2 separate regions of the Homo sapiens genome follow, and region 1 is linked to region 2. A link is a loop called in an ENCODE intact Hi-C map of the cell type or tissue named here. Cell type or tissue: CD4-positive, alpha-beta T cell. All regions are shown on one strand. Links, peaks and the distances in the headings refer to the core of each region. The heading gives the core; the rest is flanking DNA. Region 1 overlaps RALGPS2 (Ral GEF with PH domain and SH3 binding motif 2). Region 2 overlaps FAM163A (family with sequence similarity 163 member A).

Region 1 (5,378 bases), core at 300-5,299, 1.0 Mb after region 2:
AAAATTAGAAAGCCAGGTAAGAAACTTTACACCCAAGCTTCTTAAATATCTTACCTCAGAAGCAGTAGCTGCAATATTGACACTGCTTGCCTGCCCGTTCATTAGGTCCATGCTTTCCTCATCAGTCCCTGACCTTATGTTAACAGCAACAGAGGACTGACTGCCTCATGTCCAAGGCCACAAATACATTATTCCTGTAAAAAAAAAAAAAAGTTAAGCAAATGTCTTCCTCGAAGTTCAAGAAAACAACTCTATGCCTACCACCATGCCAAGAAACAAAAATTTCAACTTCACTAAACTCTATTTATTATCTTAGCTCAGTCGCTAAATCCAAACTGAGGACAATCTTGTATGCTCTTTTCAAACAATCAGAACACCAAATAAACAGTATTCAATAGATGTTATTGTTATGTTCTTCATAAGCAAAGCAAAAGCATAACTTTTCGCTAAGTGGGTATTGCGAGGGAAAAAAATCAAATGTACAACTTTCTTAAAGTAAATAAAATGTGTAAAAACACAGGTGGCAAAGTAACACATACCACAACACAATAAATTTTTAGCGATCCAAATGACACCTGTAAATCAACAATACTGAATAAGCTTATCACAGCTAGTGATCTAGATTACCAACATATCACAAATACTTAAAATATTATGAACTACATGTCATAAAAATACAATCATCTCTCAGTATCCATGGGGGATTTGTTCCAGGATCTACTATAGATACCAAAATCCACCGATGCTTAAGGCCCTTATATAATGGTGCAGTATTTGCATATCACCTATACACATCCTCTTGTATACTTTAAATCATCTCCGGATTACTCATAATACTTAATACAGTGCCAATGCTACGTAAATTGTTGTTATATTGTATTTTTTAGGGAATTATAGCAAGGAAAAGTCTGTACATGTTCAGTACAGATGCAACCATCCTTTTTTTTTTTTTTTTGCCCCAAGTATTTTCAACTCAGATTTGTTTGAATCCAGATGTAGAACCCATGGATATGGTGGCTTTACTGTACCATAATATACACTATGTTTATTTGTATAGGACTTTAAAGTTTATTAAATATCTTTAATACATTATGTTGATTTGCACAACTACCAATAACACTAATTAGGGAAGATATACCCACATAACAAACAAACACAGAGCTTCTGAGGACACAGGATGGTAAATAAGGAGCCAAGAACAAGTTTCAAGCCATCAAAATTCTAGTCAAATATTCTTTTCACAACACAGATTTTCCACTTTACTGGAAGTCAGAGTACTTACTTGAAGTTCTAATACCTTTCCATAAATAACCTGTCATATAAACTGAGTAGGTAACTTTACCTCTAGGACAGAATTTCTTCCTCTTTGTAAAATGACAGTGGTAAATGAACTTTAAGATCCCTTTTCAACTTTAAAGATCTATGACGTTTTTCATAAGAGAAATGGTAAGTGTCTATAAATTAGGTACTCTATGCTACATTCACTTTAAAAGCTGAGTTTTAAATGTTAATAATAATTACTTCAATGCTAAGTTTCCTTTCTCTGGAGAAGCAATATAGGATATAGTGATTTAAAAGCACAAATTTTGGAACCACATTACCTCTGTGTAAACCCAGGAAATTTTAACTTTTCTGTACTCAGTTTTCTCATCTATAAAATAGGGATAATAAGTACCTACTTCATAGAGTTGTGGTGAAGCGAAATGAGATAATATACACAAAGCACCTAAAACAGTGTTGGCACATGGTAAATATGCTATTACTATGATGTAATGATGATGCAGATGTTACTATCTGCTTAATTCCCATAAAGCTTAAATTCAACAGAGTCTCTTAAATAAAAAAGAAAAGACAAAACCTTAGAAATACACCTTTGGGAAGCAATTGTTGCTGGGCATTACTAAAAATCCTAATTGCAAACACAATGAATGAGAATGGCTAAGATCTGTTTCCTAGAAGTAGTAAAACATGCTCTTGGTTTTGAAATGCTTAAAAATTATTACTAATGATAGCAGCCTTCAGTCACATCTTGAATTTATCTTAATTTATTCAGATACAGCCTAGGTACCTGCTAAGAGCAGAACATCGTGCTAGGATTTTTAAAACAGAAATATATTCAAAATCATGAAGTTTTAAAACCATTTAACGCACCTACTTAGAAAATCAACGTGAAAATGAATAAACTACAAAACAATTTCCTCCCATCTAAACTATCTTATTCTATAAGCTTCATTATCCTTATAGTATTAAGAATCAACTTATATTTATACTGCTATGCAACAAAACCAGCTGATAATCCAGATTCTCTTTGAACATAGCACTCAGTTTGCAAAATATTTTTCAAATAATTACATTTCATTCCACTTTCTAGGCAACATTAAGTATAACATGAATTTATAAATCAGGGGTGCCCCCTAGTGCTAAGAAAAAGATTTTAATTTAATAGGTAAAGGAGTTATATCTTTAACTTACTTTACATATCAAAATATACAATTTATTACTTTTACTTAAAAAAATGTAATACAGACCAGGAACAATATTAAAATATTTGTAAACTATAAGCATGAAGAATCACATTTTCTCTCCTTTTATTTTTTTTTTTGAGACAGAGTTTTGCTTGTTGCCCAGGCTGGCATGCAATGGCATGATCTCAGCTCACTGCAACCTCCGCCTCCCAGGTTCAAGCAATTCTCCAGCCTCAGCCTCCTGAGTAGCTGGGATTATAGGCACAAGCCACCACACCCAGCTAATTTTGGGTATTTTTAGTAGAGACAGGGTTTCACCATGTTGGTCAGGCTGTAGAGACAGGGTTTCACCATGTTGGCCAGGCTGGTCTCGAACTCTTAACCTCAGGTGATCTGCAGGCCTTGGCCTCCCAAAGTGCTGGGATTACAGGCGTCAGCCACTGCACCTGGCCTTCTCTGCTTTTAAAATAAATTGTCACCCATGTATTTCATGAAAATTAAGGTCACATTAAAATCCATTACATATTTTAAAATATAGCAAAGCATACCTTAAAGAATATAAACTTTTCGTAACTATTTACAAATGTACATGTCAATAGTATTTTTTTTTTTTTTGAGACGGAGTCTTGCTCTGTCGCCCAGGCTGGAGTGCAGTGGCGGGATCTTGGCTCACTGCAAGCTCCATCTCCCGGGTTCACACCATTCTCCTGCCTCAGCCTCCTGAGTAGCTGGGACTACAGGCGCCCGCCACCACGCCCGGCTAATTTTTTGTATTTTTAGTAGAGATGGGGTTTCACCGTGTTAGCCAGGAGTCAATAGTATTTAATAATGTTGAAGTATAACAGAGAGGCTTATACGATATTATAAAAGTACTACAAGTTCTAAAAGACAGAGATACGAGTTTATTCTTTTAGTACGTCCTTCAAAGACCTTTCTATACTTTGCACACAGAAAAGTTCACATTAAATATGCCAAATATATGCTTTAATATTTTATTTACTTTTCTTTGTGTTATAAATGACAAGATCTTTCAACATGACTCAACATCACAGTAGCCTTTTTTTTAAGAGACAGGGTCTTGCTCTGTCATGCAGGCTGGAGCATGTGGCACAATCTTAGCTCACTGCAGCCTCCAATTCCTGGGGTCAAGCAATCCTCCCACCACCTCAGCTTTCTGAGTAGCTGAGGTGTGCACCACCATGCCCAGCTAACTGTTTACATTTTTTTAGAGACAGGGTATCACTATTACATCATCATCTATAAAATAGCAGACGTTATTTCTCAAAGTGTAAAGAAAAGTTTAAAAATAGGCCAGGTACAGGGGCTCACGCCTGTAATCCTAGCACTTTGGAAAGCTGAGACAGGTGGATTACCTGAGGTCAGGAGTTCGAGACCAGCCGGCCAACATGGTGAAACCCCGTCTCCATTAAAAACACAAAAAATTACCTGGGTGTGGTGGCACGTGCCTGTAATCCCAGCTTCTTGGGAGGCTGAGGTAGGAGAATCGCTTGAACCTGGGAGGCAGAGGTTGCAGTGAGCCGAGATTGCACCACTGTACTCCACCTTGGGAGACAGCGAGACTCCGCCTCAAAAAAATGTTTAAAAATAACAAAGTTACTTCATTCACTTAAGTTAAAATTGTTTTGCCTTCAGTCAATAAAAAGAGATTCTACACCTAAGTCTTCCAAATATAATTTTGTCACATTTGAACTAAACTATGAAAGTATGGGCTGATTCATTTGTAAACTGTCCCACATCTATACAGAAAGGTTATATTTCCATATACCTGAACAGCTTGAAACTAAACAACTTGTAGAAGAGAGACTTTCAAATGATTAAATATTAAAGGGAGAAAAATCTATAAAATAATGCATTTAAAGGTTATGCTTTATCTCCTGTACAGAAAGTTCACTAAGATAATTTGCTAAGTAATCCTAATAGACAAGAGCTGAGATCTCCTAAGATACCTGACCCAAAATACGAATATAGGTTAACTAGAAATTCAGGTAATAGCAAAGAAGTTCCAAATAAAAAGATAAACTGTGCTCTCCAAATATTTTGTGTTTTTGTTTTTGGTGGGTATGAGGTATTTTGGCCAGATGCTCTACTCAGAAGACTACCCCATAAAAGTTCACTTAACTCATTATAGCCTATATTTGCAATAAGACAAACAAGAAAACCAACATCTGGATACAATATTAGCAGTTAAAGCATGAAAACAACCCAAGTGAATCAGAAATAGGTTTAAATATTTGACAAAAGTGTGCTACTGTGGACCTAGGAATGGTCAGAGAAAGGAACATAGCATATTAGTGTGGAACAGCAGAACAGAAAAACAACATGGCAGTGCTGATGGGATAAGACAGACATCAAGATTCCATGCTTGGAGGCTCCTGGGTTTAAGAGATTCCCTAACCCCTAGGGGACAGCCACTAAGGATCTCTTGTACCTGGAATGTGAGGCTAAACTGAACATCACAGAACAATCTATAGGCAAGTGACTGCTACACAATGGAAAACTATGCAGCCATTAAAATACTGTAATACTTAATGACACATGAAAAAAATATTTATAATATACTGCTAAATGAATGAAGCAATTTACCAAACAGTATTTAAGGTATAGTCCTTTTTGGTAATCATTATTATAACATAAAGAAGAGAGATGAACCAACATACACTAAAATGTGGTTATCGCTAGGTTTATGACAATTTTTCCCTAACTTTAGCTTACCTGTATATTTTTAAATTTCCTACAAAGACATTAATTAGAAAAAAGTAAAAAAACAAAAACAGTTTTTCCTCACAGACTGCTTACTAGTTACAAGAAAAAAAAATAAGTAACTATATTGTGTGAAGAACTGGACAATCCCTTAACTGAGTACATCAAAATTATTATCACCAATGGGGAAAA
Region 2 (5,378 bases), core at 287-5,286:
ACAAAGGCAAGGCGAGCCCAGAGGGAGTGGTGTGTGGCATTCTGGGCCCTGGAAGGCTGTGGCCAAGCTGGGGAGACTGGTCCTGGCTTCTGAGGCTGAATGAACAGGACAGAGGCAAGCTCTGGGCATGAGGCTGTCATGGCTTCAGACAGATTCTCCTTTTAGGTCAGTGAATGGGGATTTCTGAGCCTCCCAGGTGCATTGGGACCAAGGGGCAGGAGGGTGGGGAATGGGAAGTTGGCATCTTGGAGATGGAAAAATGACTACGATCACTTACATTCAGTAAAGGGAACGGCGACCTGCAAGACAACAGAAAGGACAGAGATGTTGGAAGAAGAGAGTTACTCACTGAAAAAGGCCAGAAGGGTTAGATGATTCCCAGACAACCCTCATTTTGCTTTCTTCGCTGTGTGGCATATCATCAGTGAGCCCACAGACCCCAAGTCCAGGTCTCCAGCTGGGTCTCCAGCTGCTAGTAGATAGACATTTCAGTGGATGTCCCAGTGGTCATCTCAAACTCAGTTATGACAGGTTAAAGTCACCACCCTGCTCTCCAAATGGACTCCTCTCCTCCGACCTGTCTGGAGGCTCTGTTGGTGGCTCCACCAGAGCTGTCCCGAAGGGCTTTGCAAATTGTTTATTACTCAAAGGGCAAGTGGGGGCTAGAACCCAACTGCACTGTGCTCACAAAGCTATGCACCCTGGTGTGTTCACCAGGTAAAAGGGGGTGCCTTTATCTCTTTACCCAAAGATATCACATGTCCACCACTGTCCTCTTAGAGGGCTGCACCTGCCCGGCAGTGTGGCTCCAAATCCACTCCCGCTCTGTGGACCAGCAGCGTGGGCATCACCTGGGAGCACCATTAGAAAGATAGCATCTCAGGCCCCCCACAGGCCTAATGAGTCAGAGTTTGCATTTTAACAAGGTCCCAATTGAGTAGGTTGCACATTAGAGTTTGACAAGCCCATGGGACGTTCCCCTAGCTGCCCAGAATTTAAACTCCTCAAATTCTTCTTTGGCTACCCCAGTCTTCTGTCCCCCACACCAGTGAAGACTCATCACCTCTCAAGCTGCACTGGCACAATGGTTTCCTAACAAACCTTCCCAGTTTTGTCTCTGAGTACCCTTCCTGCCACCAGCTGTTAAGCCTTCCTTCATACCCCTGGGCCTTTCTGTGACTCTCATGCACCACATTGCCTGCAGGATACATTTATCTGCCCATAAACTTTTAGAGACAGCTTCAAAGACATTGCCATCCCCCACGTTCCTGCACACTTACCCTATTTATCTTTCCCTCCTCACCTCCCTTTCTTCCGCTTACGTGATCCACTGCCCCATCATGCAGTCCCACTGTTCTTTTTTTTGGAGACAGAGTCTCACTCTGTCCCTCAGTCTGGAGTGCAGTGGCACAATCTTGGCTCACTGCAACCTCTGCCTGCTGGGTTCCAGTGATTCTCGTGCCTCAGCCTCCCGAGTAGCTGGGATTATAGACGTGCAACCCCACACCGGGCTAATTTTTGTATTTTCAGTAGAAACGGGGCTTCACCATGTTGGCCAGGCTGGTCTCAAACTCCTGACCACCCACCAAGGTGGGTGATCCACCCGCCTTGGCCTCCCAAAGTGCTGGGATTACAAGTGTGAGCCATAGTCCTACAGTTCTTAAGCAGCTTATTGCCTAGTGATGAAAAGATACGGGGCAAACCTTAGGATACAGTGTGAGACTCGCAGCCACAGAATTGCAGACTAGAGTTGCGGAACCTAGAGTGGGGCAGCTACTGACTGAGGGGAGATGCTCCACTGCAGGTGTTGTATTGAGCTGAATCCTAAAAGCTGAGTGAAAGCTTATCCAGTAGACAAGGTGGGGAGGGCAGAATGAACAGTCCAGGGGTGTGAGAAAACAGTTCCAGGAACTGCGAGGGATCTGGCGAGGCTGGGACAGGCCAGGGCAGGCATGCAGCTGCAGAGGCTGCAACCCGGTCAAGGAATCCAGATGAACTCTCTTGGAGACCCTGGGGGTTTCCTGACGGGGCTTTTGACAGGGGAGCGTGTGGCCTTTCTTTTTCCATCTGTTTAAATCCTGCCCATCCTTCAAGGTTCTGAGAAGCCTCCCCTGACTGCCCCAGCCCTGAAGCTCTCTCACTTCTGGGCTCCTATTGCAATGCCCTTCATGGTTTGCTCTTCAAATCCCGCTTGGTGGGATGAGAGTCAACTTTTCATGTGGGAACATCTTGACTCCTCCACTATATTATAAGTCCTCTGGGATCAAGGGTTGTGTCTTACACGGTCTCCTATCCCCTGCAGCCTTATACACCATGCCTGACACATACCGGGTACTTAATAAAAGCTCACTGTTTAGCTTGTCACAGCCCTGGCAGTTATGACTCTGACAGACCACCAGGGGGCAGCAAGCTGTACCTCTCAGCTCAATCCCATCTGCAGACTTGAGCGTCACTGTTCGAGACCACTTTGATTTTGCCCAGGTGCATGGCGGGCCATGCTTCAGGGGTTTCTTGGGGCATCTGGAGGCGGGGTCAGATGAATCTCAGCGTGGGGAAGGCTTAGGCACTTTCACTACAGCACCACTTCATCCCCTCACCACTTCCCTGCATATTCGTCGCTGAGGGCTGCTTATGGACAGAGAGGTCTAGGAGTGACCTGAAGCTGGGGAGGCAGCAGTGATCCACCCCACAGACAGGCTTGGACTAGTGTTCCAGGATGTGCCAAGCCTATTTTAGGAGACAGGGAATTATGGAGAAGCTGTATAAGAACAGTGCCCTCCCTCCTCCCTGCCCCTGTGCTGGACCACCCCTCTTTCAGGACCACGCAGGCTGTGCACGGCAATGGCCTGGACATCGGGGGCATGGCAGTGTGGGCAGAGCTGGGGTTCTCAAGGCCCAGGTTCGAGGATCACCTGTGCCACTGAGCAGCTACCCCATATTGGAAAATGACCTTCTTTCTCACTTGTAAAGCAAAGATGAACAAAACGCTCAGCTCTCACATTCCTCTCACGTCTCCCTTGCCAGTAGGATTGCGAGGAATCGTAACCAAGGCTTGCCTCTCTTCCTCTGAATTCTCAAGTGTGACTGTGAGGAAAGAGGGGGATGGGTGTGAGAGCTCTTTGTGAACTAGAAAAGACCCCACAAACATGGTTTTGGGGGGCCTCGACATGTTGTGGCTGTTTAGGTCTGGCCTTAAAATCATAAGCCAGGAAGGGACATGTACAGGGTATGAGATGAACTAATCAGCTCTCAACCAGTTTCCCTGAAGCCCCAGTACTAATGGAAAAAAAAAATTTTTTTTTGAGACAGGGTCTTGCTCTGTCACCCAGGATGGAGTGTAGTGCTGCAATCTCGGCTCACTGCAGCCTCAACTTCCAGGGCCCAAGCGATCCTCCCACCTCAGCCTCCCAAGTAGCTGGGACCAAAGGCATGTGCTACCACGGCTGGCTAATTTCTGTACTAATGGTACAGTTTAGCATTTAAATTCCCACATTCAGTGGCTCTCTATGATTTCAGGAGGGCTCATTGTCTCTTTGCAACTAGATGCAAATGCTGGCAATATCTCCTTACACCCAAACAGCAGCCTACAGTTTACAAAGTGCTCCATTTATGCTCTCTTATGGCAGGCAGGCTCTGAGATGGCCCAAGTGGTCACTGCCTCCTGGCAGTCATGCCCTTGTGTACTCCCCTCCCCTGAGTATGGGTGTGGCCTGTAACTTGCTTTAACCAATCGAAAACAGCATGGGTAATGGGATGTCACTTCTGTGAATAGATTATATAAGATTCAGACTATTCTCTTGCTAGCCATTCTCTCTGATAGTTTTGATACTGAAAGTTGCCATGTTGGGGAAGAAACCTAGGGTGGCCTCTGGCCAATTCCTGGCTGGGGACTGAGGCCCTCAATCCAGCCTCCCAAAAGGAACTGAACAGCCACATACATGAGAGATGAAGTGGATCCTTCTCCAGTTGACCTTTGGGATGAATTGACAACCCCAGCTGAGACCTTGAGGCAGCGGGTCAACCAGCCATGTCTGGACTCCTGACCCACAGAAACTGATAATCACTGTGTGTTGTTTTAAGCTGCTGAGTTTGTGGTAGTTTGTGACGCAGCAAAAGATAACGAATACATTCTTGAATCTTACAAAAGCCCCAGCAATGCTGGAGGAGAAGCGAGACCATTAAGTCATTTGCCTAAAGTCATAGGATAACAAGTGCCTGAGTCAGGGCCCACGGGCCAGTGCTGTGGAGTTTCTAACACACCAGCTGCCTCCTGAGGTGTCCTGAGGACAGGAGAAAGAGGTCCCTATGTTCCCACCCAGGTCTCAGCAGGTCTAGGGCAGAATGACTCAGTGGTGGCCAAGTCAGGGAATGGGGGTAGCCAAAGAGGACAAACCTGCTGTCCACTAAAGAATCCTAAGGGCCTTCCCTCTGTGACCAGGACTTGCTGAAGCTCCTTCCCCACTGGTGGCCCAGACACCCTCTCCCAGAGGAAAAGGGAGTGGCCCGTGCCTTACACTTACGTGAAACAGCTGGAGCAGCGGTGACTCAGTCACGCGGGCTACACCTGAGCAGACAGCAGTTGGGGGTGCGTCTGGCCAAGGGCATCAGTCCCTGCCAGAGAAGAGAAGGAAAGGCTCATGAGAGCTGGACAGGGAGGCTGAGGACAGACAGGCTCCTGCTGGCCCCCAGTTGTGACCCCAGCTTCTAGAGTGGAAGTCTCTCCAGGGGTTTGCTTCTTGAGGTAAACCTCCACAGCTGCCTTGGTTTCCGAGGCCCCAGCCTAAGAACCTGAGGACAGACCTGTAAGGTTACACCTATCCCAGCTTTGTCTCCTTCCCTCTGTGCTGCTGCTGGAAGCCTGTGCCCAGGGCAGCGGCAGGATGCTGGGCACATGTCTGGGAGGTGACGGCGAGTGGGGCAGGGCGCTCGGCTGGCTTTCTCCTGCTCCACTGGAGGATCTGGATCTGTGCTCAGTGGATGTGTCCTTGTTGCCTGCATGACTGACCCTGCTCTTAACATACCTCTTTCCCAGCCCCTTTCCCACGGTTTCCCGGGCCTATTTTTCCCAGTGCCCGGGCTGCACACTTCCTTCCCCTACTCCAATATCCTGACTTCTATCAGGCCAAAGATGGTGACTGGACAGCCAGATGAGCAAGTTCAGGCTGCTGCGCTGATGGTGGAGGGGGAGGCAGGGCCCTCCCGAGACATCCAGGAATCCAGGGTAGGCTAATTTTTGGGGGTCTCTTTACATTGTTTCATTTGTTTATTCATTTAACCAATCAGTCTAACCCAGGACAGTGTTGACCTTTCTTTTTTTTTTTTTCTGAGACACAGTCTTGCTCTGTCACTCAGGGTGGAGTGCCACTGCAACCTCGGCC

Evidence for each region. A loop is a pair of places that touch in the nucleus more often than their neighbours do. Peaks named below come from ENCODE experiments on the same cell type or tissue, not always from the same donor. Only the 100,000 strongest peaks of a DNase experiment are listed, where the experiment ranks them.
Region 1: it touches region 2 in a loop (10-fold over the local background); 4 of 110 quality-filtered maps call a loop at or near these places.

The regions. Positions count from the first base shown.
Region 1 is chr1:178,771,498-178,776,875 of GRCh38, reverse strand. RALGPS2 (Ral GEF with PH domain and SH3 binding motif 2) reads right to left here. Exons shown (of 20, transcript NM_152663.5): 2 at 55-194. The coding sequence starts at 111. Among named protein-coding and RNA genes, the nearest start is that of RALGPS2-AS1, 48 kb to the right of the region's middle. In CD4-positive, alpha-beta T cell, for the core only: CTCF peaks have their summits at 1,987, 2,195 and 2,400 (motif pointing left); no DNase peak of the experiment used is centred there.
Region 2 is chr1:179,807,031-179,812,408 of GRCh38, reverse strand. FAM163A (family with sequence similarity 163 member A) reads right to left here. Exons shown (of 5, transcript NM_173509.3): 2 at 4,521-4,611; 3 at 278-299. Among named protein-coding and RNA genes, the nearest start is that of MIR12116, 5.8 kb to the right of the region's middle. In CD4-positive, alpha-beta T cell, for the core only: CTCF peaks have their summits at 2,215 and 2,414 (motif pointing right); a DNase peak (open chromatin) is centred at 2,428.